Regions from separate parts of the Homo sapiens genome. Here region 2 is linked to region 1. The links are chromatin loops, found by intact Hi-C in ENCODE. Cell type or tissue: transverse colon. All regions are shown on one strand.

Evidence for each region. A loop is a pair of places that touch in the nucleus more often than their neighbours do. Peaks named below come from ENCODE experiments on the same cell type or tissue, not always from the same donor. Only the 100,000 strongest peaks of a DNase experiment are listed, where the experiment ranks them.
Region 2: a loop joins it to region 1, with 4 times the contacts of the local background. A loop is called at or near these places in 7 of 110 quality-filtered maps.

What each region holds. Positions count from the first base shown.
Region 1 is chr4:69,123,548-69,126,047 of GRCh38, forward strand. It overlaps the pseudogene SPOPLP1. Among named protein-coding and RNA genes, the nearest start is that of UGT2B7, 28 kb to the left of the region's middle. In transverse colon, no CTCF peak of the experiment used is centred here; no DNase peak of the experiment used is centred here.
Region 2 is chr4:68,879,743-68,882,242 of GRCh38, forward strand. It overlaps the pseudogene LOC101930041. Among named protein-coding and RNA genes, the nearest start is that of UGT2B10, 65 kb to the left of the region's middle. In transverse colon, no CTCF peak of the experiment used is centred here; a DNase peak (open chromatin) is centred at 1,429.

The sequences.
Region 1 (2,500 bases):
TATGCCTGTGAAAGGGATGAGTTGGGTTGGATGCAGAGGCTCACACCTGTAATTCCAGCACTTGGGGAGGTCAAGTTGGGAGGATGGCCTGAGGTCAGGAGTTCAAGACCAGCTTGGCCAACATGGTGAAACCTCGTCTACTAAAAATACAAAATTATCCAGGCCTGGTGGTGCATGCCTATAATCCCAGCTACTTGGCATGCTGGGACAGGAGAATTGCTTGAACCCGGGAGGTGGAGATTGCAGTGAGTCAAGATCATACCACAGCACTCCAGCCTGGGCAATAGAGTGAGACTCTGTCAAAAAAAAAAAAAAAAAAAAAAAAGATGAGTTGTAGATTTAGTAGGCAAAACTTTAAATTACACATTATAAATATACTCAAAGACCTAAAGGAAATCACATATAAAGCTGAAAATTAAGGTATAATGACAATGTCACATTCAATCGAGAATATATAGAAATAAATAGAAGTTATATATTTTTCAAAGAACCAAGTGAACATACTGAAATGAAAATATAATAACAGAAATAGACAATGCACAAGCAGGATTCTGTTTCATATTTGAGGAAGAAAAATAAGGGCCAAAAAATGCTGAAGAGAGATCAATAGAGATTATATAATCCAAAGAACAGGGAAACAAAGAATGAAGAGAAATAAACAGAGCCTTATAGACTTTTGGGACACACTTAAGCACACTAACATATGCAAAGTAGGAGTACCACATGAAGAAGGGAAAGATTCACTGGAAAATATTCAAAAATAATGCCCCAAAACGTCCCATAAACTATCTTAAAAACACTAATTTACAAATTTCAGAGGTTCTATAAATCCTTAGTTTAGAGTAAACACAAAAAGATCCAAACAGAGACGCAATAATAATAGGTTGAAAACTAAAGGAAGAAAATTATAAGGCATAAAAACAAAAACAAGTAACCATATATAAGGGAACTCAGGTAACATTAATAGCTGACTACTCATCAGAAAAAATGCTGCCCCTAAGGCAGTGCTATGCCATATTCAAAGTAATGAAAGAAAAAACTGCCAACCAAAATTTCTTTATACTACAAAATCATCTTTAAAAATTAATGGTGAAATAAATACATTTCTAAACAAACAAAAACAGGAAGTTATTGCTAACTAATCTGTCTCACAATAAATTCTAAAGAAAGTTTTCCAGGCTAAAAGTAAATAAACACAGAAAGCAGTGCAACTCCACATAATAAAAAAGTACACCTGAATAATTATGTAATTTTAACAGATAATATAAATTCATATTTATTCAACTTTCTTAATAAATTTAAGAAGCAAGTGTGTAAAGCATATACACGTATTTGTAATGCTGAACATTTAACTTATACATATGTAATATATTTGTCAATAACAGCAGTAAGGAGGTATGTGGATGCAAAACTCTATTGCAGTAAGGAATGACACCAAGAGGAGAGAGAGATAGGGAAGGATAGAGGGCAGGGGAGGAGGAATGTGGGTTGGTGAAGGTGCCTCCACAGGGACTTGCCGCCATTAACCCTGCTGCCTCCAGCACAGCCTCAGCTTCTCACAGCTGATGCAGCCAGGGCAAGTCCAGGCATTGAGAATACATGAGGGTGGCCCTTCTGAACCATGCTCCTGGGGAAAATCAAACACTAATGCTCTGAGATATCTAAGGTAAGGTACTCAACTCTGTAGGGTATTACATAAATCCTAAAAGAATGCAATAAACTGGTAATGTCTCAGGAACCTGCCCCACCTCTAACTAGAGATAAGTCTTCTTGTCCCATAGTAGAAAGCTAGTGTTATACACAGATCAAAATAGTAAAATGTTGAACACATAGACAATTAATAACTTCAGTTTTTGTCAAGAGGAAATGGGTGAGGCGTTAAAAAGTTCCAAATTTTCACCTGGCCCAAATGACAAAATGAAATGGTGTCTGAGGGTAAACCCAAAAGCATTAGATAATGAAAGTAAAGACTACTTGGTCCTTATATTTGCTTTTAGTCAGATGCCCCAAAAGTGAAGTGTGAGCAAAATTCAAATGTTCCCTTCTGAATGCTAAAAGGGAAGAAACAAAAGCAATGGAAAGCAAAAGAGCATATCAATTTGTGCAAGGGAAGGGCTGGGATTTTTAAAAATTCATTAGAAGAGACCTTTTGCTTGACGAAGCTAATAGTCTTTGACCAGATGACAAGCTTACATTATTTTACAAGATGAGTGTGATCCAAGATTCAGTAAACAAATCAGGACATACTAATACAAATACTTTCAAGATGCCTGAGGGTCGACTAGGAGAAGACTGAGGTAATCTCTGGGAAAACACAAGATTTATAGACTGCAGTTTTTTAGTGAGAGGACAAGAATTTAAAGCTCATAAATCTGCTTGTACCTGAATCCCTAGTTTTTAATGCCATGTTTGAACATGAAATGGAAGAAAGCATAAAGAATTGAGTGGAAATAAATGATTTAGACCCTGATGTTTTTAAAGAAATGGTGAGATTCCTTAA
Region 2 (2,500 bases), 240 kb before region 1:
AACAGATTGTGATACTCACAGTGGTTTATTGACAATTGTCTTTAAGCATTACCAAAAAAAAAGTACTCAGTGCTGTGTTCCTGTTTAAAGTCACTGCTGCTTCCTTGGCCTTCATGTGAGAAGTTATCAACACATGCTATGTAGTTAAAAAAATACATTCATGAAGAGTCATTAATGACTGCTTTTCATGCATTGATCAAATCTATAGTTGACATTGTTTTTGAGTCTACTCTAACAGCTTATGCCTTAGCCTTCATGTGAGCAAACTTATCAGGTTAATTTACAAACAAAGAAGGCCCACCACAGGGATCCCATGGTAGATCCTCTCATAGGTGCCATTGGCTCCACCATGAGGTATAAAAGCTTTGGTTTTTAGATGACCTAGGATTACATAAATTTTTGAATAATTATTTGTGGTGAGTCTTAGAATTAAAATGAGCAATGCTCAATATGAGGCAATGAAATGGGCAGTGTTCTCTAGATAACAAATTACTGCAACAGTAAAACTGCATTAAAATTACTTTCAGATCTCAAGAAAGAAGCACCAAGTTCTCTGGGGCAATAAGTGAAGGCTACACATTGAAGAAGTGGTATGTGACTTGAGACTTGAAGAATGAGTACAATATTGTCAAGTGGACAAATAGAAAGAGCACACTGTGGATAAAGAAAACTGCATATCCCCTACTATAGCCCCCCAAAAAGCAGGATGCATGCTAGAACATCTACTTGCTATCTGAGTTGTAAAAGTAACTCCACATTTGCATCAAAAATATTAGTATAGATGATTACAAGAATGCTATACAGGATATAAAACTAAAAACTGCTTTACAAATATTCAAATATCAAAGTTGTGATGTACATATTAGAAAGCTAGTTATTACTATATTTTATGGTGGAAGGAGCATCTGAACCTCTCTTCCTGCCTGGCTTCCTTCTGCCCGGTATGCGATGCTCTTTTAGTTTAGCAGTCCATAGATGGCTTGTGTTAGTCAGCTCAGTTAGACACCTGCCTTATCACAGGAAAAAAGGGCTTTCTATATCAGGGGTTCTTGCCTTGGTTTATCAGAAGAATGGGATTGTCGTGCGCTTGAAGAATGAGTGCAAGGTTTTATTGAGTAGAAGTAGTTCTCAGCAGATGGGGGAGCCAGCAGGCAGACGGATTTCCCCTAGAGTAGGGCTGCTGAGCAGCCTGACTCTTCTTCAATTGCCCCAGCCAAACTCCGCATTGTTCTGCCAGTTGATGGCCTGCCTGCGTGCTCCCCTGGATGTCCTTTTGATGTCCAGCCACTTGTTTCTTCTTCTGCTAATCCACTCGTTTTGACGTCCAGCCACTTGTGTGCTTGCCTGCTAGAGTCTCAGGAGTTTTATAGGCATATGATGGGGGTGTGGCAAGGCAGAGTGATCTTGGGAAATGCAACATTTGGGTGTGAAAGCAGGAGTGCCTGTCCTCACCTAGGTCCCTGGGCACAAGCCAAGGGTGGAGCCCTTGCCAGGGACCCACCCTTCTCCTCCCTGCAGTTCCCTGCCCCTCTTCCATATCATTTCTTTCTCCTCTTCCTCCTCCTCATCCTCCTTCTTCTTCTGAGAAAGAGAGAGAAAGAGAGAGGGAGAGAGAGAGGGTCACATTGTGTTTCTGAAGTTGGAATGCAGTGAAGCAGTGGTGCAATCATAGCTCACTTCAACCTTAAACTACTGGGCTCAATCAATTCTCCTGCCTCAGCCTCCTGACTAACTAACCCTACAGGCATTTCACCTCAATGTCCTGCTTTTTTTTTTTTTTTTTTTTTTTTTTTTTTTTTTTTTTAAAGAAATGGGCTCTCTCTAAGTCATCTAGCTTTGTCTCAAACTCCTGGGCTCAGGGGATTCTCCCACTTAGGCCTCACAAAGTGCTGGTATTATAGGCATGAGCCACTGTGCCTGGCCTTGACTCCTGCTTATATCCCCCTTCTTTCTCAGATGGGAGGTAGCATCAATATAGGTGTTAGAAGCAAAGTCGTTTTGGGGAAATGTTTTATACTGTACAGGATCAACTTTAGACTCTCCTTTCTGTTACTTCTTTCTTTCAGACATTGGCAAAGTCCAGTCACCAAAGCAGTTTGGTTTTTCTATTTTGCTAAATATACTTGGCTGAGTGGGTACTTAGACTCAAGAAAGGTGAGCCTTGGGTTTCCATTCTCTGAATAGCCCTCTGAACAACATACTGAATAGGCCTATTTCAAAATTAGGGTAAGTAAAACGGCCCAGGTTACATGGAAAGCCTAAACTCCATGATACGTTTCAGATTTTTTTCAATACCTACTTCTTGTTATTGTGCTAGTGAAGTTACCCATTAATACATAACTTCTTTCTGATAACATTTATAACATTTGTAGTGTGTATTCTTCAGTCATCCTGTAAACAAAAGTACTAAATGACAGGGCAGAATTTGTTGATATCTGTTACCTGCCTCCAATATCATGATAATATCAAAATGCCACACTACACCTCCTCATTACCATTC